5 separate regions of the Mus musculus genome follow, and all the other regions are linked to region 1. The links are chromatin loops, found by intact Hi-C in ENCODE. Cell type or tissue: left cerebral cortex. All regions are shown on one strand. Region 1 holds the start of Arhgap21 (Rho GTPase activating protein 21). Region 2 has its middle 110 kb from the start of Enkur. Region 3 has its middle 110 kb from the start of Enkur. Region 4 has its middle 84 kb from the start of Gm13375. Region 5 has its middle 64 kb from the start of Enkur.

Evidence for each region. Peaks named below come from ENCODE experiments on the same cell type or tissue, not always from the same donor. Only the 100,000 strongest peaks of a DNase experiment are listed, where the experiment ranks them.
Region 2: it touches region 1 in a loop (2.6-fold over the local background); 2 of 42 quality-filtered maps call a loop at or near these places.
Region 3: a loop joins it to region 1, with 2.3 times the contacts of the local background. A loop is called at or near these places in 2 of 42 quality-filtered maps.
Region 4: a loop joins it to region 1, with 7 times the contacts of the local background. A loop is called at or near these places in 5 of 42 quality-filtered maps.
Region 5: it touches region 1 in a loop (9-fold over the local background); 9 of 42 quality-filtered maps call a loop at or near these places.

What each region holds. Positions count from the first base shown.
Region 1 is chr2:20,966,958-20,971,957 of GRCm38, reverse strand. Arhgap21 (Rho GTPase activating protein 21) reads left to right here and starts at 4,237. Exons shown (of 24, transcript NM_001081364.3): 1 at 4,237-4,628. The coding sequence starts at 4,548. Gm13375 (predicted gene 13375) reads right to left here and starts at 3,084. Exons shown (of 2, transcript NR_033225.1): 1 at 2,575-3,084; 2 at 1,610-2,484. In left cerebral cortex, CTCF peaks have their summits at 109 (motif pointing left) and 2,327; DNase peaks (open chromatin) are centred at 3,324, 3,973, 4,201, 4,613 and 2 more places; H3K4me3 peaks cover 3,174 bases; H3K27ac peaks cover 3,609 bases.
Region 2 is chr2:21,096,526-21,101,525 of GRCm38, reverse strand. It overlaps the pseudogene Gm13377. Among named protein-coding and RNA genes, the nearest start is that of Enkur, 110 kb to the left of the region's middle. In left cerebral cortex, no CTCF peak of the experiment used is centred here; DNase peaks (open chromatin) are centred at 334, 1,155, 1,387 and 2,021.
Region 3 is chr2:21,088,982-21,093,981 of GRCm38, reverse strand. It overlaps the pseudogene Gm13377. Among named protein-coding and RNA genes, the nearest start is that of Enkur, 110 kb to the left of the region's middle. In left cerebral cortex, no CTCF peak of the experiment used is centred here; a DNase peak (open chromatin) is centred at 2,643; H3K27ac peaks cover 331 bases.
Region 4 is chr2:21,050,645-21,055,644 of GRCm38, reverse strand. It overlaps the pseudogene Gm13377. Among named protein-coding and RNA genes, the nearest start is that of Gm13375, 84 kb to the right of the region's middle. In left cerebral cortex, CTCF peaks have their summits at 813 and 2,049; DNase peaks (open chromatin) are centred at 740, 986 and 1,858; H3K27ac peaks cover 1,207 bases.
Region 5 is chr2:21,138,472-21,143,471 of GRCm38, reverse strand. It overlaps the pseudogene Gm13377. Among named protein-coding and RNA genes, the nearest start is that of Enkur, 64 kb to the left of the region's middle. In left cerebral cortex, no CTCF peak of the experiment used is centred here; DNase peaks (open chromatin) are centred at 1,755, 2,006, 3,462, 4,684 and 2 more places; H3K4me3 peaks cover 1,322 bases; H3K27ac peaks cover 1,465 bases.

The sequences.
Region 1 (5,000 bases):
TTTCCTCAGTTACCATGACCCCTAAACATTGTTTCACCAACTTCTCAGGAGAGCTTTTAAGAGTAGACACATGACTGAGTGCTTGGCTCATTTTCCTTTCACTTGTCCTCCCTCTGGTGGAGGTGTTAATGAGTGAAACCCCAGGATGGGCAGCTGGGAATGCCAGGGCTTGCATCCTGTACCCCTTACTCTATTGGTCTGTGGGCAGTGAGTGACTGGCTGTTTGTTGCCACTTTCCAGATGACCTGAGAGTGACTGTGCCTTTTGGTCTACACAGAAGGAATCTAAATGGGAGATGAATCATTATTTAGAGATTGCTATTGCTCATTTATCTTCAGACAGGAATAGTCCTAAGTTTTCACTGCTAATGTGTTCCTAGTAAGTGTCAATGAAAGAGTAAATAAAGTTCTGCGAGGAAGCAAACTAATAGTTTCATAGTTAATACACAGCAATGTGATACTTTAATATCTTAGTAACCAATATAATGTTTTTATATTTTCAGAGTCCCTAACTAGCTGTGATTTCACCTGATGTTCACAGCCCAACAAAATATGAAATGTACTGTTACATTTATAGATTCTAGTGGGCAGGCCAGAAGCATATTTTCCAAATCGTAGTCATGTAGTCTTCTCCATTCACAGAGTCTGATACCCATAAGACACTCATGACATAGCTCATAAAGTTATGAGAAGCATTCCCATGATTTTGGGACACTATGACCATACCTGTCCTACAAATAGGATTAAATTCTTACTTATTGACCACAAATCTATAGGCACATAGTTAAATGCTGGGTAATATGGTTATTATAATTGAAAAGAATGTTTGAAGTAGCTGTATATCAAAGAATGGATTCTGGGCTCGACTCCTGCCTCCACAATACAATCTCATTAAGATGTACATAAAACTCTGAGTAGTACCCACCAGGAGACGGAGCTAAAGAGATGCTGGCTGCCATTGGTCCTGATCAGCTCTAGTACTTACAAACAAGTAAACATTTGCCCCATTACATGGAAAATGAGGAAGATAGATGGTAGTATTTTTAAAAAGACTTTAAGTGTGTGTGTGTGCTTATGTGCAGTGAATACAAGTACCCTCAGAAACCAGAGGTGTTGGGTATTCCTGGAACTTTAGTTACAGGTGTTTGTGAGCTGGCTGGTGTGCATCCCAGGAACTGTTTCAACTGCTGAGCCACATATCATCTCTCCAGGCCCTAGATAGAATCTTGGTTCTCACATGGTACTTCCTTTGACTGAAATGTTGCATCTGTAGATTTTGTTACTTACCCATAATTCCATAATGACTTTTATTTCCTTTTACTGGCAACTTTTTCTTCTCCAGTACCAAAAGGAAACCTTCTCCCCAAACCAACATTTGTAAGATCAAAACCTTGTAGATATGCTCAGCTGTTAGGCACTCAGTTATGCCATGCACACACATTTGCATCTGTCAGTGGTGGATGTGAACTTTTCCCTAAGCCCACCAGGGATAAACTGTTTGAATGTTATATTTCTATTCAGTTTTTGCTGCTTTACCCAACGGCAGGGTATACCTAGATCTGCCATCGACCTGCATGCTGCTACTCAGTAAATCACAAATATACAGTAGTAGGCTCTGTTTTCATTTATTTATTATTTATCACCCTGGCTATTGGTTAATTTGGTTAGGGGCAGTCACACCTTACATATTTCATGGCTACTGCAAAAAAAAAAAAAAAAAAAAAAAAAAAGATCTAGTTAATTTCTCTCCTCTAAATGTCAGGTTCTGGTGGTAAATTCTGCCTGGATTTGGTTGTAAATTCTGTCTGCCCTCTTTCACTGTAAGGAACAATAAAGTGAGGTTCAGTTTCTTCTTTATCAGCTCCTGAGTGCTCTTTCAAAAACCTCCACAAGAAACAGGACCCTAGGCGATGGGTGTGGAAAGGAGGAGGAGTCTTTAGAAGGCAATTGTAGCAAAGATGAAAAAGGTAACACGTTCCACAGCATCTTGGTTTTTGTTCTGTTCTCTCAGGATGGTGGCAGACACAAAAGCTGTCAATGAGGATCGAAAGGACCCTCAACAGCATCAGCAGGGCAGAGACCTGGAGGGGGGGTGTGCATAAGACGGGGAGAGGACAGGGGTGGGGTGGTGAAGAGGTGCCAAGCACTATCCCCAGAGCTAGAGGCTCCTCTAGGGATCAGAGCTGGTGAGCCACCTCCCGAGATGGAGTGGGAAGGGGAGGCTGAGGGGCGGGGTAGAAGGCTTGAGCGGTAGCCCTTGATTGGGTCGCATACTGTCGTAGCGTCACCGGATTGGACGGTTTGCAGCGGGAGATGTTATGAGGTGCAACAGGGCGGAGCCAGCCGTTCGGGTCAGAGCCCAGGCCCGGGAGTGGGCTGTGGAGCGGCTGCCACGGGGCTGGCGGCTTAACTAGTGACGGGAGCGTGGGGAAAGCCCAGCCACCGCCGCTCGGTTCCGCTAGCCGCGCCTAATCGCTCAGCCGCCCTGCAGGTTTTAAAAAAAAAAAAACAAGAAAAAAATTCTGAATGACTCGTAACCGCCACCACCCAGTCCCTGCTTACCGCAGGAAGCTACCTTGCAGTGCGGCGGGCAGGGACACTCCCTTATCTGGAAGCTCCACATCCCGTAGCTTCTCGCCCCACCCGCTGCAAAAAAGGGGCCGCCGTCCCCCAAGACCTGTCCGGCAGACAGCTGCAGGGATGTGCTCGCTCCCGGAGCGGCGCTCGGGAAGCAGCCGGAGTTGTGTGCCCAGCGTCGGGGTGCGGGGACGAAAGAGCTAGCGGGTGCCCAGGTTGTAGGGGGCCTGGCGAGCACCACCCCTGTCCCGGCCCGTCTTCCTCCTCTAGCTTGGCTCCCGGGGCCGGGTGACTGCAGACCGAAAACTCCTCGCCCCGGAGCGTCCCCCGGGAGGGGAGGGGAAGGAGGTGGGGTAGAAGGAGGTGGATCCAGAAGGAAGGCGCGAGCAGTCCGCCCCCGGGAAGCAGCTCGCGCGCCCGCCGGCCCGGCCAGTCTCGCGCTCGGCGATCGCGGGCGCGGGAGCGTGGGGCCCCGGCCGGCCCGGCCAGGCTTGAGTGCGGCGGCCGCCGCCCCGCCCCACGCCCTCCCGCGGCGCCCAGAGCCCGAGGCTGGCCGGGGCAGGTCGCGGCGCTGCCTGGGAGCCGACCCTTAACCCGCGTTCTCCGTTGCGTGGCCGCTCCTCTCACCGCCTGGGGCTGAAGCGCGGGCCCGCGGAGGCCGCGCCCGCGTGTGTGCAGCGAGGGAGGCCGGGGCACAAAGGCGAGCGGCGGGCGCCGGGGTCCGGCGGGCTGCGGAGGAGGGGCGGCGCCTCATGAATATTAACCGAGCCGCGGCCTAGCGCGCCCCGCCGCGGGCCGAGCTGCCGAGCGGAGCCCTTGCTTCCCGCACGCGCCCCGGCCGCGCTTCCCGGGAGCCCGCGCCGGCGACCCGCCTCAGGAAGGGGCGGAGGAAATAGTGGTAGGTGGGTGGTTTGCTCGTCGCTTTCCCCTCTGCTTCAGGTGGCCGGCGGGGAGGGCGAGCCGGGCTCGGGGGTGGGGGGCCGTAGCCGGGAGCTGAGAGTTGCCGGGGCCGCGGCTCTTCCGAAGCATGCTAGGGATCCGGAGCGGGAGCGGGAGCGGCGCCGCGTCCCACCCGCGGCCGCACGCCTCCCCACCCATCCCCGCCGCGGGCCAAGGAAAACAGCCGTCTCCTTGGGGGCGCGGGCCGGGGCGCAGGGCAGGCTGCCACGGCCGGCCGGAGTCACCCGCGGCCCGGGCGGCCGCCGCCACAGACGCCGCCGAGCCCACGCCCGCCCTGGTCCGAGCTGGCTTTTTGTTTGTTTGTTGGGGAGTTGTAGGGCGTCTGCGAGTCTAACCCGGTGCGGAGAAAACTTCGCTTAAGAGTAGGTGTCCGGGTGCTGCAGAATGAGCCCACTGCCTCGGCGTTGCCCAGGAAATGCAGCACTTGAATCGGGATTTTTTCTCCCCCCTTCTCGAAGGCTTCATAGCAGCCAGGCGTGTTTGACATAGCCACCGGGGCAGTTCTGAGGTCTCGTTCTCTTTCTCTAACCGACCTTCAGGCGTTTTCCTTCTTTTTTAATTGTTGCATGAGAGGATTCACCTTAGTAGACTTTACTTCTTCGTATTGTGGGAGAGGGGGAGCTTGGTCCGGGCTTGTGGCAAGGCTAAAGATCGGCGCCTGGGGAAAGTTCATGTCCTTCATTAACTTCTCCCTGTTCCAGGAAGGCTCTCCGAAAGCTGATTTTTCTCTGGCCTCCGAGTAACACCGCCTGGAAGCGGACCTCTTCTCTCTGCACTTGGCTTCCACCCTACCTGCCAAGGAAACCTGTCGCCCTTGAACTTTAAGACTGGAGAAATGAAGAGGGCTAAGTCTGTTGAAGAAGGTATTTGAAGGGGCTTCCTGCAAATCGTTTTTTTGACCAGTCCTTCATCGCCTCAGAATCTGCTGTGGAATTGCTTCCCGTTTGGTGTGTGGTGGCACTTCTCCAATGTGGACTCCAAAGGATTTGTCCCTTTACAATTTGAAATGAAATGATGGCCACACATTGGACTGGTCTGCCTGAGGAAGATGGTGACAAACTCAAGGCCTGTGGGGCGGCCTCTGCCTGTGAGGTAAGCCAGCTAGCTGGGCGGTGGCTCATGTCTGTGAGCGTGCTGAGAGTACGGGGTCGTCTGCCATTGAGTCGGTCGGTCAGCTGTTTGGTGGCAGCGCCCCAGTTGACCTGGAGGGAGGTGAAACCTGGCCTAGGACTGTTTCTAGGGACTTTAGCGATTAATTAGCAGGGGCAAGTCTGTCTTACATGCCAGAATCCTGGTTACCCTTCTGAGCAGGGGGCAGTCTTCCATGTCTTCCCGAGAAGCCTGAGACCAGTAATATTCAGCATCCATTTTTCCTCCAGTGTTTTGGACACTGGTCAGCTTGGGGCTGGCTTTATGTAACTCTTGTGTGTGTTACATCCTCTGTGGCGAGGGCAGGTGGTACTC
Region 2 (5,000 bases), 130 kb before region 1:
TTTTGTCAGTTTCTTAAAAAACAAAAACACGCTTACCATGACCCAGAGCCCTTCACCTAGGCAATTATCTAAATGGAATGAAGACATAGTTTCTACCAGTGCTGGTCTGCAAAGTTCATAACTACTGCTGTATTTATAATAACCCAAACTAGACTGTTCCAACTATCCAGGACAGTTGAAAGGGTAGACTGGGGAATAGAACGTCACTCAGCAATTCCAAGGAATACACTGCAGACAAAGAATGAGGATGCTAGGATGCAGCTTGAAGCAGTCTCAGATGAACTGGATTCAGTACGAGAGCTGGAATCAAAAAAGCTACTCAGCTACATTGAAATGAAATTCTAGGAAAAAAAAAAAAAACTAAATAGAGCAGAAAGCAGAGCGATGCTTGGGAGAGCCAACAAGCTGAGAGCAAAGAGACAAAGGGACACCAGGAGCTGCTTGGCTGCTGGTCTGCCATGTCAGGGCTGTAGTGAAGGACTCGGGGCTGAATGCACTTGTCCTGACTCACTGGATGAAATACCAGTATTGATGCACGTAAAGTTTGCTTGAAACAAGCTGGGATTTTTTTTCTTTTTTGGTAAAACATAATTCTAAATATTACTGCATTTTATGTTTGAAGTCAGGAAATTTTACTTGAGATTTGATTAAGAAGTATGAGATGTACAATGTTTAAGCAGTCATTATATACATGTGTGTGTGTGTGTGTGTGTGTCTGTGTCTGTGTGTCTGTGTGTCTGTGTGTGTGTGTCTAATGATTATTTGTAATAATGATTTTTGTTAGTTGTTTTGAATATTAACTGACTTCAGTTAAGCTTTTTTCTTGTTTTTGTTTTTAAAGACAGGGTTTCTGACTGGCCTCGAGCTCAGTGATCTGCCTGCGTCTGTCTCCACAGTGCTGGGATTAAAGGCGTGCGCCACCACTGCCTGGCAGTTATGTAGCACAATCCAGTGGTGTCTTGTTTTGTATTCTCTTGTAGTAAAATTTAAGTGGGCTTGAATTACTTTGCAGGCTTATAATTTTGCATACTGTAGTTCATTTTAGTAAAGCTCAGGGAGGGGGGTATGTAATTAGAGGAAAGTGCTCTATCCCACACTGACAGCCAGAAATGTGAGGTTTTTAGTTGCTTCGCTCTCTGCTCACACCGATGGCTTACTCAGTTGTATTGTGTTTTCATGTGTGCATTATCTTAATTGCCACCAGACTCTTGACATGGGAATCATTATCTCCACTGGACACAGAATAGATTTTAAAATATGTCAGTTGTTTACTGACTTGATTGTGGTTCGCCAACTTGTAAAATGAAAATTATGACTTACCAGGCTTTCAAAGCACTCTTTCCTCAATCCCTTCCCTGGCTCCACCCCTCCTGTTTCTCCCACTAGTCCTTAAAATACATGAGAGATAGTACTAGGGTGTAGCTAAAAGAATAGACATTTGCCTAACAATCAAAAGACTCTGAGTTAGATCCTCAGAAATCCTACTCCTTGTATGTAAAAATTGTCAAGATTGTGATTTTTCCAAACCCTCAGCTGTTGCTCGGCTCACTGGACTGGGTTATGTCGTTCATAAATCCTAGCTAGGAAACAACATTGCCAGTAGTTTCTGGCTATAGGCACTAAGGAAGGGTTTTATGCTGCTATTTCAAGCCCATCATTTGCAGAGGAGCTAAGAGCTCTGTGAACTTAGAGTAAGATGCAAGACAAAACAAAGCATTGCTTTTCTGTATTAGAGAATAAACTATCGACTGAGAACACGTGAAACCCAAATTTAGCACCAAGTGCAGCAGTGTCAGCCTGTGGCTATTAGATGAAAGGAGCTTGTTTTAGTTAGGGTTACTATTGTGACAAAGAACCAGGACAGAAAGCATTTGGGGAGGAAAAGGATTATTTGGCTTACACTTCCACAGCACTGTGCATCTGTGAAGGAAATAAAGAGAACAACCTAAAAAGGGGAGGAACCTGGTGCAGGAGCTGGCTCAGAGGCCACGGAGGGGTGCTGCTTACTAGCTTGCTCCCCATGGCTTGCTCAGACTGCTGTATCACAGAACCCAGGACCACCAGCCCAGGATGACCCCACTCACAATGGCTTGGACCTCCTCCATCAATTAAGGAAATGTCCTACAGCCAGATCTTATGGAGGATTCCTCCTGTCAGATGACCCTAACCTCTGTTCGATTGACATAAAACTAATCAGAACCAGACTCTTTCTGGTACAAAGGTGAAGCAATTAAAAAACATATGCACAGTATTTAAAAATGTATCCATTTAGCTAACATAGCTGGAAGTCTGGTAGACCCTGTGAATCCAGGGGAAAAAAATAAATCCTACTCAATTTGTGGCCTCAGAGGAGTACTGGCCTGGCAAGGCAAGCTAAAGAAACAACCAAAAATCCTGAACCCTGAGGTCAGAGTGATAGGCACCCTTATAATAAAGAGGCAGTCTCATAAGCACAATGATACATAAGCAAGGTAGATAATCCACTTTATGTAACTGAGGCCAGACAGCTGGGTGCTTTGTCCTAGGTTGGTCCATTCCAGTATAGAAATAGAAATTTATGTTTAAGAGTCAGAGATATCAGTGGATAAAGCCCCCTGCAGCCTGAAGACCTGAGTTTGATACCAAAACCCATGGAGAAAGAAGAGAACTGCAGATTTCCATCTGATTCACATAAACAAACACAACAATAAATAAGATGTAATTTCAAAATAAAATTTAAGGAAATTCACCCTCTTTCCCTAATACTGAGCTTAGTAAGACCTCTTCCCTTTTTTTCTCACATTCGCTGGAATCGAAGGGGTCGTTTTGAGAGGGCCATGCTGTTTCTAAGTTTCCTACAGTCTCACCAGGGCCAGAGCAGAGAGAAGTATGTCTCAGATCCAGTGAAGGGCTCAGTGATGCCTGAAAGGTTCCAGTGCTCAGCCCCTCAAGTTCTGGCCATGCCAGCAGTCCTTGGGAAAAAAGTTAGACCAGGCCGCACAGATGAGATTGTGGAAATCAAAGAAAATTATTAAACCAATAAGCATTGTTTTCATAAAACTGGGGCCTTGAAATGCAGTTCTTTACCAACGGCAGAGGCATGTTTGCTACATGTACTTCTACCAAGATGTATTGAGGAGTATCTTCTGAACTCAGTGGTGGTGTTCAAGGATGAGATGAAGCGTTGGGCCCTGGGGCCTTTGCATCTAGCAACACTGGGCACATTTTCTTATAAAAGACCCCTTTCAACATTCAATTCAAATGTCTTGGATCATATCCTAGAAAGAGTGCTGGCCTCAAGTAAAATTTTCCCACATTTTATGTTCCAAACACTTGATTGCTAGAAAAGTCTATGAAGAAATTTGACTGAGAGTCAAACTCTCAGGACAAAGGTCGTGACATTTTGTTGCCTGGCTCCAGAATGAAATGATCTTTTGTTCTGTGTTTTCTATATATACTGTGTTAGAAAATTTTGCTTTGAAAGAACTTGAGTTATAGTTTTAAAGTCAAAAAAGGACAGAAAGCAGTGAGAGGAAGTAGCTACTCTAAATATTTTTTATTGTTAGATATTGCATTTGGAAGGATGTGACTTTTTCACTGGCTTTGATGAAGCTGCCCATGATAGTCAAAAATCAAGTAAAGGGAAGTAATCAAAACCAGTTCTGCTACATGTTGACAGGTATTGCTTCTTCATTTGACCTAGTCATGAAGTGATTCTAGATGTTATGCCTTTGTTCTGCAGAAGTAGTCATTTATATGACTCATTATATCTCCATCACCTCTAGATAATTTTCCATTTCTGTGCTCAGCTATACTATATTTTTTTCAGAAAAAAGTAAGCAGGCCTCCTCCTATCCTAAATGGCTACATATATCTGACTGTGTTCCAAACATAGAAAGAAGAACAAGAGGCAAAACCAAGAAGAATGTCAGGAGATGTCAAGATGTCTGACATCTCCATGTCACCAATCTGTAGACCCAGGTCTATTAGAGCCAAGGCCTGCCGTGCTCAGATGGGAGCAAGCACGCAGGCCTCAAGTCTTGGTAAACGTGAAGAGACTTCAGCATATAGGCTTTGTGGCTGATCTGTGAAATGAGTCTTATAACAACCTCCTTTTATTTCTCCAATAAATCAACATGTGTATTAATTGGTCGGGAATCCCAAGGCTATATATACCAGACAATTAAAGAGAGCTTTCCCTTCACTTTCTGTGGGATCTATAGTCTGTTTGTGTATCAAAGGGGGCTATCACACAGTCATGCAAATAAACTAACTTATTCTATCTATATGAAGAAATGCACATACCTGAATATCCTATATGAAGACTCAAGTATACTTCAGTAATTCTCAGTTGTTCTTCATTGTATGCCAAGAGCCTCATTGGATGAGAGGGCCTGGCCTCTGCTGACTTCAGAAAATGCCTGTCAGTCACAGTGTAATTGGTACCGGGATGAGGCCTTTGCTGAAGCGTGGGAGCAGGCAATGGGAGGAGCACATGGGAAGAGTCTTTGGCTGAGCCATGAATTGCAAAGATAATGTGGCAGTGTTTTTCCTAAAGCTAACAGGACAAGAGAAATTATTGTTGAAGAAGCAGCCTTCAGGCTTTCATACAACAGCTTCAAAAACAGAAGGAAACTTGAAACTGGGATATATGGAGCACTATGTGCCCCGATGGCAGGATGGACTTCATGGGCCTCTGAGTGTAGAAGACCACAAGCAAAGGAAGATTACGTATTGATAACATCTTAGTATCATAGCATGTCAGTCTGACGTAGACCTCTGGAGACAGTAGAATCTAAGGATGCAAATGTTGCTTCCTTAAAGATTCTAATCAGGGTAAAATGAGATGTCTGCACTCTTACTTCCTTCAGATCTCTTCCTAAATGTCAAGTGTTGGACCTGATCTAAAGTAGTATTCTCCATCCTTGCTCCCTTTCAGCTTCTGCTTTATTTTCTGAAGAGTGTATCAGTAGCACAGTCTGCCTGTATCTGTTAGTGGCAACTCCTGACTGTGAGTCCAT
Region 3 (5,000 bases), 120 kb before region 1:
CTCTGGCCTGGCAACTTGAGGACCATCCCCAGAACCATATAGGTAGAGTGGGGCCACAAAGTGGGGCCTCGGTAGAAGCACATATAGTGGTGACACATGTGCACAAGCACAACAATAAAGAATAAATAATTTTTTTAAAAAAGGATGATCTAAAAAATGCTGTAGCTACAGAGCTGTGAGCCTGACGTGTCCCAGCCTTTTACACAGCTGGCCAGAGTGCCTCCCTAATATGCTTTGGCATGCCTGCCTCAGAACCTGCAGGGAGCTCTTTGGTGCACATGATCTTGATGGAATGGCACAGTTGGCTTACAGACATCTGAAGAGAGATACCACAAAGAAGATACACGATATACAACTTGTCTCAGAAGTGGGTACTTCCCAGGACTGGAGTAGAGCTAGGTTGTAGAGCATTTACCTACGGTGAAGGTGGCCCTGGGTTCCATCTGGTGCTGAAGAAATGTGGCTACTTTTCACAACAACATCAGCTTTTGTCAACTTTAGGAATCCTGAAGAAAATCTTAGTTTTGCAAATATGTATACGGAAAGAGATTGATTTCATTGTGAGCACAGAGCTCACTCACAATGCTGAGGTAATTCCCTTGGTTATCAAGCTGAGGAAATTCTATTAATTTTAAGAATTTAATAGTTCAGTTTGTAATTTTTAAAAGGCTAAAACTGTCAGCTGACAGAATAGGACAAGGCTACAAAGAATAAAATAGTTCAGTTTTCTCAACAGCCTCCTCTGGCAGGGCTGGGGGTTTCACAGAGCACCATACTACTGAACAAGCTTAGAATAGAAAGATAAACCAGGGAGCAGTGTGTCAGCCCAGACCATGATTGGCCCGATGCTGGCATTCATCTAACATTCTCTATAAACACTGTAGTGTGGCTGCATCTGAGTACTCACTATTTGAGCACTGGAATTGTGCTTGTTTGCATGGCTGATAAACTTTGTATTAACTTGTAACACACAGAAAAGAGCACTGATAATAAACATGCCCTGCAGTGACTATTCAACTAAGTAAATAGGCCTGTGTGTCATCACATAAATAGAGGCTGGGGGTGTGGCACATGCCTGTAACCCCGGCATTCAAGAAGCTAAAGTTGAGGCGGGCGTGGTGACACATCGCATGCCTTTAATCCCAGCACTCAGGAGGCAGAGGCAGGTGGATTTCTGAGTTTGAGGTCAGCCTGGTCTACAAAGTGAGTTCCAGGACAGCCAGGGCTATACAGAGAAACCCTGTCTCAAAATACCAAAAACAAACAAACAAACAAAAAAGAAGATAAAGTTTAAGGGTGGCAGATTCAAATTCAGCCTGAGCGACATAGCAACTTTGAGGCCAGCAGAAGCTATATAGTGATACTGTGTCTCAGAGACGGAGGGAGGCAAGAAAGAGAGGGAGGGAGGGAGGGAGGACAGGAGTTACCAATTATCTGCTGTGTTGTTCTTCAACTTAAAAGGGATACTCAATAATTTAGTAAGAATGAAATCCACTTTATCCTTAAAAATCTCTAGACTTTGTAACTCTACTATATGAGAGGATCTGTGCTGAGTAGCCAATCCCACCTGTTAGAGTCATCTTTAAATCGCCAGTTGTTTGTTGAAAGAATAAAGGAATGAACAGCTAAGCCAGCATTCACGTCCAAGTACCAAGGCAATGAAGGAGAAAGAGTGCACACTGCTCATGTTAGAAGAACCTTCACTTCCTTTAACTCACTGGGCATGATTCCTGTGACCTTGCCACAGGGTGTTAGCAATGTTCCTAGCCCAGGTGTCATTTTTGTTTGGTCCAAGTGTGAAAAAAAGGTAAAGATGAACTTCCCATGGAACACCCAGGTGAAAGCTCCCTTCCCCAAGATACAGTTTGCACAGGGTAGGAATTTATGCTTCCAGATTCTGGCCAGGATTCTGATGTCACAGACAATTAAATATAGCTTGTCAAAGGTGAAGACTCACAACTATTCTTCTCTGAGGTTCTGACAACACACACACTTTTTAAAAAAGTCCAGCTGCAATTCAAGGTGCAGTCTGCGGCCATAGAGCAGATCAAAATAACCCCAGGGCCCCACAACAGTCAACTGTTGGCATCATTCCATGGCCTGAGGAGCTGGCCAATCAAACCAGGAAGGGATTAATGCCTAACTAGAATGTGAATTGTTGCTTTCCAATAGAGCAATTTAAAGATTAAGGGGGAAAAACTCCTGGGCAGTCTGGTCCCACTGCCATGCAGTTCCACTGGCAGCTTTGATGAATAACTATCGCTTCAGCCACTGGCTCTCTTCTCTCACCTCTGGGCAGTAGTTTTTGTTGCCAGTGGCAGAGCCAGCTGTGAGGAGGGACTGGATTGGTGCAGAGCCCTCTGCTCTGCTTCCAGTCTCTGCTAACAGCTACCTGCTTCACAGCTAATTGTGCAGACATGTCAGGGAGATCCCTGATGGAATTCCCAGCCCCTGGCCCTTGCAGGTAAGACTTGTCAGGACTCTGCCTCGAAGCCATCTGTTGGGGAAGTAGGTGGTTATCCATCCACCATCTGTTGTGGAGGTGGGAGTCCATCCACACTCAGAAAGAAAGCTCACTGGGCATGCAGATGAACTGGATGCTACGACAGCAGATACTGCCAGAAAATAGGACAAATGGAATTTTAGAAAAGAAGTTGTTCTGCTTCTACTTAAAACAAGGACACATGGTGGATCATTGCACTGGGTCTTTCCTTTGAGAGGCATCCTTCTGTCCTTCTCCTTTTATCTCTGATTACAACACATACTTGCCTGCTGCTTCCCTTCCCTCCTCCAATTGCTGGCATGATGCCAATGGAGAGACACCCACTTCATTTGTTCCTTGCAATGTGCTGCCTTGCTTGTGGCCCATTCAATGACACCAAAAAAGGAAGCAAAGGTCTGGCATGGTCAGATGAGCAATAGAGGTTCTCTCTCTCTCTCTCTCTCTCTCTCTCTCTCTCTCTCTCTCTCTCCCTCCCTCCCTCCCTCTCTCCTCTTTCTTTCTTTCTTTCTTTCTTTCTTTCTTTCTTCCTTCCTTCCTTTCTTCCTTCCTTTCTTTCTTTCTTTCTTTCTTTCTTTCTTTCTTTCTTTCTTTCTAAGACAGGGTTTCTTAGTGCAGCCCTGACTGTCACTCTGTATGTAGACCAGGCCAGCCTCAAACTCACAGAGATCCACCTGACTCTGCCTCCCAAGTGCTGCGATTAAAGGTGTGTGCCACCACCACCTAAATAGAGGGATTTTTCATTGTGATCTTCTGTTATGTGCATTCATAAAGAAACCAAGATACAACTAATTCTCTGTAAAACTGTATGATGATGTCTAAGACATATGATTTAAAGAATTTTTAGAGAGTTAGACTTTTTTCCTAAACTACAAATTGATTTTTGACTCATAATTACTTTGTACTGTGATAACTTAAGGTTTGCTATTCACGTGGAAAGTCTCAAAGTTTAGCTTCAAACACTGTTAGAAAAAGTGTCCCAACAAAACACCCATGGAAGGAGTTACAGAGACAAAGTTTGGAGCTGTGACGAAAGAATGGACCATCTAGTGATTGCCATATCCAGGGATCCATCCCATAATCAGCTTCCAAACGCTGACACCATTGCATACACTAGCAAGATTTTGCTGAAAGGACCCAGATATAGCTGTCTCTTGTGAGACTATGCCAGGGCCTAGCAAACACGGAAGTGGATGCTCACAGTCAGCTATTGGATGGGTCACACGGCCCCCAATGGAGGAGCTAGAGAAAGTACCCAAGGAGCTAAAGGGAACTGCAGCCCTATAGGTGGAACAACATTATGAACTAACCAGTATTCCGGAGCTCTTGTCTCTAGCTGCATATGTATCAAAAGATGGCCTAGTCGGCCATCACTGGAAAGAGAGGCCCTTTGGACTTGCAAACTTTATATGCCCCAGTACAGGGGAACGCCAGGGCCAAAAAGGGGGAGTGGATGGGTAGGGGATGGGGGGGGGTATGAGGGACTTTTGGGATAGCATTGGAAATGTAAATGAGGAAAATACCTAATTAAAAAAAAGAGAGAAAAAATATTAATAAGAAAAACTGAAAAAAAAAAGTGTCCCAGACGTAATCTCCCCTTTTGGTGATGTGCCCAGGAAACAGGGTCATTGGTTTCCAAATACAGTTCATATATATAGAGAGAGATCTTATTTATATATAAAAAGTTCTACTTGAATCTTTGTCCCCTTAACTGTATTATCATTTTTGATTGTTTGTTTGCTTGCTTGCTTGCTTTTTAATTCTAAAACAAAACAGTATGATGGCACATGCCCATAACCTTCACACAGGGGAGACTGAGGCAGAAGCACTTGAGGTTCAAGGTCAGGCTTGCCTGACAATCAGGCTCTGTTGCCTTCCCTGGAAGAATCAGGGTAGCTGCCATTTGCCTGGGTCTGTGTTTTCTGGGCTCCAGAGGAATAGAAAGCAAGAGGCTAGCAGCTCTGAGCCCGGGGCTTGGTAGCTCATGCTTCATATAACCTCAAAACAATTGGAATTTTTGCATCTGAATTTTTCCATCATCAACCTTTGCAACTCTAAACCCTTCAAGGATCTTGAGTAGAAGTAAAGAAGAAATGTGGTGTTTGATTTAAGGACAGAGTAAGCTGGCAGAGAACAATGTCCTTTGGAATACATTTCTCTTTATTCTTTTCATATCCTTGTCAGATTTGTCCACAAGATAAAAGAACCCACAACACAGATCAACACATTTATGTAATATTACTTTAAAGCTTTGTGTGTGTGTCAGATTTCTCGCTTGTCCCCAGTATAGTTTCTCCCTCATTCAAATGAAAGAGCATTTCAGCAAAGATAAGCAACTATAATACAGTCTCTTAATCTGACATATAATGGAGAAAGGCTGCTTGCGTCTACAAGGACACTGGCATTCTGCCTATTAGTGGAGAGGCTAAAGTTTTCTCTCTTTTTTTTCAACTGTTTTGTTCTATTTTGTTTTGTTCTGTTTTGTTTTGTTTTTGTTTTG
Region 4 (5,000 bases), 84 kb before region 1:
AATCCAAATTATAATAAATATCTGCATAGGGTGGCAGGGTTGTTACAGGTCATTATCTAACTTCCTCTTTTTCATATATATACTTACCATGCAATCCACCAGTTCAGTCAATAAATTTGCATTTTTTCATATTACTACCCTACCAGGAATTTGGACATGGCTTCTCTCATTCAGTGCTGAGCACCTCAAGAATAGCTCCCTGCGTCTTTCCACAAATCCCCCCTTTTTTTGTACAAAACAAGAAGAAAGAGAGGGAGAAGAGGAAAGAGTAGGTGATGATGATTCTTGGGATTGTAATGATCTTAGGGAGAAGGTGAGGGTGTGGGAGTAACACAAGAGCATTAGACCTAGAATCGGGGAGGAAAGGGAAAGTAAGGAAACTTGACAGGGCTGGACCTGCATGACTAAGGAAAGAAGTCAGGAACCAAACAAGGAAATAATAAAACAGCTGAAAATGTAGTTGAGTTGGGTTTATCAAGTAGAATGATTGTGTCAATAAAGAGATGAACTTGCTGTGTTTGGGCAGAGCCATTTCAGGGAAAAGAATATAATCATGGTATGTTGTACAAAATTCAGTCAAACAATTATAAATTTTATGTATTTAGAATGAATTTTTAAAAATAGGGTAGACGTGACACATAGTAGAAGAACGTGCAGGAGGGGAGAAGTGGGGCTGAACCATCTGGAGCACTTGCCTGTGTACGAAAACCTGGAAGACAAGGGCTGCAGCCAAAATGAAGAGGGAGCCACAGAAATGGTTCTTACAGTTTTAGGAAAAGAGCCTCAGAAAGCACAAGGCAACAGCTCCCCCTGTGCCACTGTGCCATGTTCGTAACCAATAGCCCTGGAACCTCCGAGGTTCACTGAAGGTGTTGGAGTTCAACTAAGATAAAGTTTCTCATCTTTCTCTCCCCACCCCCAACCTTTCTCTGCTGCCTTCTTTCACTTTCGGGGAGGCTGGCTGAGTCATGGCTCTAAATAGGTGGGTGCTGTTGGATACAATGGGCCCTCAACAGTTCTGTGCAGTGGGCTTTCTATGCTTAAAAGCATTACTCACTGTAGTTAAGCTGTCTGCAAAACACACTCTCACTCTGATTTTTTTTTTCTCAAGTTGATTTAATCCTGGCACTTCATAAAAATGTGTGTAGCCATTAAACCAGGAGGATTCTATTCATGTCCAAGAGAAATCCCTGAAAGGCTTGAGTAAAACTCAAAGTCAGGCCCAGATCTGGCAGTGAAGTTACACAGCTGGGCAGGTTCTGTGCAAGATTTCAGGAGATGAGCACCCCACCTCCAAATAAGGTTCTAATCAAATGCCAGAATTGAAACTTGCCAAATCCTCACCACTACCACCACTGGCTGCCTTAACTTAAATCATTCCTTTTTATTGCCCCTGACTAGGCTGAGAACAATCATAGAAATGGCCACTGATAGATGACTCTGGCAATTTTGTGAGTTATTACGTAAAATAAAATGCTGAGCAACATTCCTTTCGGATTTATATTCACACTCCTCCTCACAGCCAACAACCACCACCATCCAGCCCATTTTAGCCACGCCAATCTCTCTGGGAGTGACCACACCCATAAAACCCCATTGCTGCTGCTGCTTGCTTTGTGTTTTCAAAGGTTAAAAGTAGGAATAGCCAACTTAAGAAAATCGTTTGTATTTGTATGATTCTTCTCTACCTTCTTGCCTCTTTCATTAGGAAAACTTGATGTGATGGGCTTTGCTCAGACCTCAGAATAGCAGCAAAACAACACACTGGAGTCTAGAGAGTCCCTATAGAATTTTTGCCTACAGCCCCCGCAGACTTTTACTGGCTCCCTGGGAGGAAGTGAGCTAGGTGTGAGGAGATGACTAAGACAGTAATTGGCAAACATCTCAGATTCAGCGATCATGGTTATCAGATGGGAAGTGTTTTGGAGGCACAGATTGTTCCAAAAAAATATAATAATAAAAAAAATCCCCAGCATTGCCCACTCAAAAAGTGGGAATCTTAGTAGACTGCTCAGTGCAAATTAAAAGCAGTAGACGGTAATGAACGGTTGGTTAAGGAAGAACTGCAGATCCTTAAAGATAGGTGGAGTTGGTGTCTCATGAGTAAAATGAGCTACAGAAAGTGAGAGAGATGGGCCAATATTATTCATTTATCCCACAGAGTTCTTTCCTTTTCTTCCCCATCTCTTTCCTTCCTTCCTTCCTTCCTTCCTTCCTTCCTTCCTTCCTTCCTTCCTTCTTTCCTCCCTCCCTCCCTTCTTCTCTCCCTCCCTCCCTCCCTCCCTCCCTTCCTTCCTTCCTTTCAGAGTCTTGATATATAACCCAGGCTGACCTAGAACTCATGATCTCCCCACCTCTGCCTTCCTAGGTGCTCAAGCCTTCTGGATCACCTTTTCCTATCAGTCAGAGTTCTGTATTAACCATAGGAAGATGAGCTACGGTTTGTCTCTGAGCCCTTGATTCTAATCTTGGTGCATGGAAACCCAAGGGTTGGTCCCCTTAGATACTTATACAAATGCTTCCAAGGCTGAGACAATTCCATCTTCTATACCTTCTTCCTTCATGCTGTATCATCCCATGGTAGAAAGTGGAAAGATAAGGGAGAGAGATAAGAGACTGACGGGGACCTAGGTCACTGTTATAACAATCTGCTATTAAAGCAACTAACCCATTCTTATAATGACGGTAATACTCTATTATTGGGGGCAGAACACATGTCTGGATTGCCTTTTATTGGGCCCCATCTTAATGTTTATTAGTGCTAATTTTCCAATTCAGGAACTCTGGAGAATACATTCAAAATACAGTAGAATCCAATGTCTAGTCTTAGGTTGAACAGAAAAATTACAAAGGCCTTTTAAAGGACAATTGGGAAAATTTGAATATGTAGTTGGCTTTATGTTATACTAAGAATGTATCATTTTTGATAGATGTGAGATTTTGGTTGTATAAAATAGAGAATGGTACTGTATTTAATTATACTGTATTTTCATTTTAATCCTTTTTTAAAGCACACACAAATATATTTAAAATCTTCAAAGTTAAATGTGCATCAAAAGTTAGGCAAAGTTCAGGGCTTGGTGGTAGACTACTTGCTTACCTAGTATGTTTTCATGGAAAGAGGAAGGAAGGGGAAGTGAAAAGAGAAAATCTTTAGATTTTCTGTTTTCATATATGTTTTGAATACATTTAAAAACCAAATTAGCTATATAAAACGTGTTAGAAAATATATTAGACTGAGGCTAGAACATTTGTCGGCATGCACGGCACTCAATCTCAGTCTTGCAAAAAAAAAAAAAGTTGTTTTAATGTGAATATTTTTAGAAATGTAATGTAGCAGCATATATGAGAAATGCAGTCCCACCCACCAGGAAGACAGAGCAGAGGTCAAGTGACCGCCCCTTAAAGGAGCACAGAGATAGGAGCCGTGAAGTGGGAGGAGCCATCCTCCTTAACAGTTCAGAGGTCAAGTGACCGCCCCTTACAGCAGCACGGAGATAGGAGATGCGAAGTGGGAGGAGCCATCTTCTGTAACATCTGTCAAGCTTAAAATATGTTGGAATTATTTTGACAATATATCTCAGATCGATACCCATTCAAGTCCCACTTCCTAGTTACAATCTTAAAATTATGGTTAATCTTTTTAAAGATGATGTTTATTTTACATCGTTTCTAAATTGGGGAGTAGAGGATGGAAGAAGAGAGGGAGAGGAGGAGAGGGAGAGACTGGAACATAATCCTTTTCAGGACTTCCTACTTAATTAGATAAGGATGCACACTAACATATTTTGGAAAGAAGTTTTTGTTTACACAATTGAACCAAAAAGGGATTGTGAACAGGGAAATCCAATTAACCACAGCATTCTCTAAGCATCCTGGTTAGCTAAGAGGCTTGGTCAAACCTCAGTCACACTGAAAATACATGTCCAACTTAAGTGCTGTGGAGTGAGGGCAAAGGCTATATAGTAAGCCATATTAAAATGCTAAAAAGACTCCTGTCAGTGTGAGTCTTAGGGGACACAGTGGCCTGACCCTCACAATGGCATTAATATGCAGTGCCCTGGAGAGGACACATGGGCTTTGAGAGTAGACAATATTCTTTAAAAAATGGGTTTAATAAGAGTGTCCTACCTAAGAGAAAGCACTTCCAGAAAGGCACTTCTCCACGTGTGACATGGAAATACAGCTTTATCATGGTTTTTGCATGGGTTGGTGACTTCTTAACGTTTGTATTCGTTAAACCTCTTTTGTATTAGATATAAAGAAGAACTTTATAGTGTGATCTGATATTACACTGTTACTTAATCAGGGTTGAAAGAAGGATGGGCATGGCAAGATGCCCCAGCAGGTTACAGCATTTGCCCCAAAGTCTGATAGTCAGTGTTCAACCCCCAGATAGCACACGGTGGGAGAAGATAAGCCACTCCCTAGTTTGTCTTCTGACCTTCACATGTGCATATGTGCGCACACAAAAATAAATACATAAGTAAATAAATAAATCTAAAAAAGTCTAAGACCATAACATAAAAGCGCATTACTTTCAAGGAATATTCTCCCCACTTGGTGAATGGAATGGTATATTAACATAGTCATAATTTGATGGGACAGCATTGGCATATTACTACGAATCCAATTAATTGGCTGATTAATGAATTATTAATAAGTTGACAGTCATTACTCTTTTTAAAAAACAATTGTTTCCACATGCAGGCAATACAGTACACCTGAGAGCACAGTAGCAAACAAAGTAAACAGCTCTCCACTGTGTGAAGTTTGGAGTCCATTGTGAAGAAGCTATCTAAGAAGAAATTGGGATAAAACATAATTTGTGTTCTTGGGGGAAAGAGATGAATACTTGGTGAGCATCTAGCAAGGGCTCTTACCACAATAGTGAAAAGGACACAGCAGGCCGCTTGTAATGCTTTGGATGCCCTCATCCTATTTCCTCTGGGTAGATACACAGGGGGTTTGGATGGCTACATAGGAATAGGGCTGTCACA
Region 5 (5,000 bases), 170 kb before region 1:
AGAGCATCAGATTCCCTGGAATTGGAGTCACGGGTGGTTGTGAGCAACCACCTGAGTGCTGAGATTTGAACCCTGGTCCTCTGTAAAAGAAGCAAGTGCTCTTGATGACTGAGCCATCTCTCCATCCCAATTCCTGAAAATTTCAATAATATTGCTGATGAATATTGTCTGGGTCAGTTTTAAAGAAAGAAATCAGAAACAAAAGGCAGCTACAAAAATGATTCTGAGTGAAACTATTTACCTGTGTGCAAGAGAACATTACCCATTGATACAGCCAGGCACCAAACACAAGGACTAATGTCAGGGAGCCTACACCTTACACTCCTCTTCTTCCACAGTTCTGGTCCTTAGAGATTAACAGCTAAAGTGCTGAGCATGGCTGATCCACCAAACATAAGTACAATATTATTACACAATTATTCCAACTTAGGGCAACATGGATTGATAGGTAACTATTTTCCCTTCAGAGCAACACAACCAGCATTCCTCTTGCCAGTGTGTGCACTTGATCTTAGCCAAAGAGTGAAGAAGCTAGTGTGTGTGGGTGAGTGTGTGTGTGTTGCTATGTTTAGAAACCCCGTGGCTTTTCACATCCTAGGCAAATGCTCTATCACTGAACTACACACTATCCTAGCAAAAATCTTTTGGAGAAGACATAGTCAAGAGAACTAATGTGAGGCCTTTAAACCCAAAGTGTGCTGAGTGCAGGCTCTGGCATGATATGGGAGACCAAGGATATATAACCAGAAAGCAGGACCTTAGAGGAAAGAACAAAGAACCAGGGCGCTGGGCTATTAGAAAGCTGGAATTAGGGGTTGGTTTAACAACAGATTCATAAAACAAGGCTTCCTAATCAGAGTAGAATAATTGCCTTTAGCTACAACCTGAGACAATTAGAGTCAAGTGGTAAATCTGATACAGTATTTTGTAAAATGTCCCTGCCCTGGACCCATCGGATCACTAGGGTTTGGTCAGAGGAAATGCCGGCTCGGATCGTGGAGCTTTCCAACTCCTGGCAGGACGCCAAGCTCTGAAGTCCTCCGGGATACTCCGGCCCACTTCCAATGCTCGAGAACGCACTGCACTGACTCTTTTTAATGCATTGACTTGGGACAAATGTGCATTTAAAATCTGGCAGGGAGGAGTCTTGGAGATTGCTGGCCTGGGGGCTGCAGCGATGGGCTTTGAGAAGGCAAATAACAGGGGACTGCTTTTTCTCCTGAACGAATCGCAGGCCTGTCCCATATCCCCGCGGGCTGCAGAGTCGGCAAAGGGGCAGGCGGGGGTTGGGGGGCGGTAAGCCAGGGACGCTCCCCGGAGCGCGCTCAGGTGCATCAGGCGCTGCTCCACAGCTGCTCCCGCGCCGCTTTGGGAATGAGGCTCGACTCTAGTCCCAGCTTTCCCGCCCGCAGGCTGGGGGCGGGGCGGGCCCAGCCACATTCTCCCCCACCCCACCCCCCCGCCCACGCCCACGCATCCTCCGGGCGTCTGTCTGTCCAGCGTTCCCCGCGAGAGACGTGGCCGGGAGCAGTGAGAAGGCGCCAGACTCTAGGCGAGGCGTCGTGGTAAATGCGAACTCTGGATTCGGGCTCCCTTAGCTCGCGCCCCTCCCCTCTCCTCCCTTCGTTGCACCCCTTCACTTCCACCTCCCACCCCTTTAGCTGAATTGCGTTGGGGTGAGAACGGCCAAGGCTTTGTTCCTCCTGCGGGCGGAGATCGCTGGCTTCTTCGCATCCAAGCCTCCTCTCTCCACCCCATCTCACGAAAACCCTACTAAAATCACTCCTTCATCCAGAGTTCCCAGTAACTCCTCCCTTCCCACTCTCTCCTGGGTTTTTGGCCCGGAAGCCTGCCTCCTACCGAGTCCCCACTTCGGCTAGCCACAAGGAGTCTGGCCTGTGAGTCCGGGTGTAGGAAGACCCCAGCATGCAGCTCGAGAGACCATTCTGCACTGCCTATTAGCACTTCAATGAGTTTTGTTTTCAAAACGGCAGAGAACTAACTCTTCAGGGCAACCAAAATGCAAAGTAACGCAAGTGAATACAATTGGAACTTAGAATGTGGAGCGCGACTCTGCAGAAGCCAGCAGCCAGAGTGCCCTCTGCCTTCACTTGATATGCGAGAAAAACCCAGCAGTGTGTCAAGATGGAAGGTGGGGCCAGATCCAAACCTCTGCAATTCGGGGGATCATTCAGGTGTCAACCGGAGGGTACCCACCTCCCATAATCTTGAAATTAAGCTCTAGCAGATGGTGGTTATGACTCCAGGATTGGAATGAAAAGGTGTGAAGGTGGTGGGTGAGGCTGGTTTGCCATTAAGATCCTCTTTCCAGAGCCCAGCATGTAATTCACAGCTAATCTGTTTATGGAAATGATTGGATGTGTTTATGGATTGATTTAGAACGAGTGGGTTCAGAAGGAAACGCCTCTCGGTTAAATAGAACTGTTCAGGTTGAACAGGTCTTAGTTAAACATCGGGAACCTACCTTTCCTCAAGGAGTTCCAGGTTCCGCTCCTATGTGGGGAGCGGGTGTGGCGGCAGTCCCAAAGGTGCCAGGGACTGTAGCTAAGTCATATGACTTGCACCTGACTTCCTCATATAAGACACAAACATCTTGAGTGCTGCGCAGGTGTACCAGGATACAGGTGAATCCAATTTGGTGGAGATTTGCCCCTGCTGCCCTGATTAGCTGAAGCCTCGTGACTGGCGAGGGGGCGTGGCCTGCTGTGCGTGGATGGGAACTGAGAGTATAAAAGAGTGAGAGGCCCAGGGTTCGGGGGAGATATAAAAACAAGGGAGATATAAAAACAAGGGAGATATAAAAACAAGGGAGATATAAAAACAAGGGAGATATAAAAACAAGGGAGATATAAAAACAAGGGAGATATAAAAACAAGGGAGATATAAACAAGGGAGATATAAACAAGAAGAAACAGGACTGAATAAACGTGTGCAGAAGGATCCTGTAGCAGCGTCGTTCTTCCTGGCCAGTTGAGCATGCGCAACAGAAGTGATGCCGAAACCCGGGAAAAGAAACATCTTCAGGCAAGAGCGAAGACCCGCTGCTACAGGGAGGATTCAGAACTGCATCACTGGGAAGGAGCGGTTAATAAAGTGTTCCCGTAAAACAGACTGTTGAGAAGGATCCGGCGTGGATTCAGAACTCTTCAGCTGGGGAACGGTACTGATGAAGAGAAAGAAGAAAGATGAAGACGGAATAAACTGCTGTTAGAAGGACTGGTGGTCACGTCGTTCTTGCTGGTCGAGAGCGACACTCCTACAGCTTTGGAACCACACAAACTCTTCTTCCCGAAACTTGCATTCTGGGAAGGGACACAGGCAAGCGGTGTAAAAACACACAGTCCAGATAATTCAGCCAGGGCCGGGAGCAGTGTCTTTACCCATATGATCAAAGAGTCTGCAATGACATTCACAAGCAGCAACAGAAGGTAAACCCACGTTGGCACAGAGATACACGTCAAGGACAGAGAAGAGATCACTATATCTGATTTGTGCTTTTACAATAAAAACATTCCAGTCGCTGTGGGTATGATAGACCAGATGGGAGGGGGGTGAATATATGAAAGAGCAAGCATTAGCATTAAACTAACTCCCTCAGGAGTTACAGGTCAGGATGCTCTGTAGGCAACTTGAAAGTCATACTTGAAACTCCAGAATGTGATAGGACAGATTTGGAAAACCGTTGGCAGGTTTTCAAGGTTAGTTTTGGGGATAAATGAAGAATGGAATAAAATAAAATGGAAGAAGTAAAAACGACTATTAAGAACAAATGCCTGGAAAGCCCCCCAGATGTGAGAGGCACACTGTGGACACAAAGCCAGATCAAGGGACCATAAATGAAGAGCGGATGGGAGAAAGCAAGCAGGAGGAGGAGATGTCTAGAGAGCAGTTCGATGGAAATGGATTTACCAGGGTCATGAGATCAAGAGTGTCCGATGTTGCCAAAAGAGGACGTGGGATGGGGATGGGCAAGAGCCCATTAGTGGGGAGCTCCTAAAGAGAAGGAAAGAAAAGGGGAAGGGGAAACCCATGGTGAAAAGGAAGCGAGGGCGTCTCTTAAACTGCTTCCTGCTGTCTAGGGGGTGTATCTGGCTTTCACCATCGGTATCCATTTGGTAATCGTCTGAATCAGGTTCTTTTATGGACAGCAGCTCTCCTGTGGCGAGTGGCTGGTAGTCCTGTAACAGGAGCTGATTAATAGTTTGATTAGAAATGTTTTTTTATCTGTCTGATGAAGGAAGGTAGAGACAAGATTAATGAAACAAGGGGCAAATAATAACGCCAGGAAGATGACTAAGAGAGGGAGTATCCACTTCCATATAGGATTTGCAAAAATCCCAGAACCGGAGGTCTCACGGTCTCTGAAGTTTTTGATGTCTGCCTGTAGCTCCTGGATTCTGTTTTTCACTCTCCTGGACTGGTTGATGTAGAAACAACATTCTTCTTGGAGGAACAGACAAAATCCACCTTCTTTAGCTGTCAGGAGATCTAGGCCCACCCCCGACCCGCCGGTTTTGAAGTACCACAGCTGCCAAAGAATCGATCTGTTTCTGGATAGTAAGCACAGTTTCAGTCATTTCCTGAAGATCACTTTTAAACTGGGAAGTGAATGTATTATATTGTGTCATAGACGTCGTTATCCCTGCTATTCCAGTACCAGCACCCACAGCTATTCCCATGGCAACCAAAAGTGGCACAACTTGAATTGCCTTCTTATGTTGGGCAGCTATCATGTTTACAATTGGGACTGGTAGGGGCTCATTTTCCTCAATTACCCCCAGGTCCAGGAAAAGGAATACCAACGTGCAAACCCCTGACCAGCTGGCCAGTAGACGATGATACACTTGAGTGCCACAAAGGATTGACGTGTTCTGGACTGAGGGGCATTGTGGCAGAGATGATGTGTCAAGAGTTATGGTTTTATTGCAGGCTAGAGAACTCAGTGTTTCTACAGAGCAAGTCCCAGAGGTTTTGAAGCA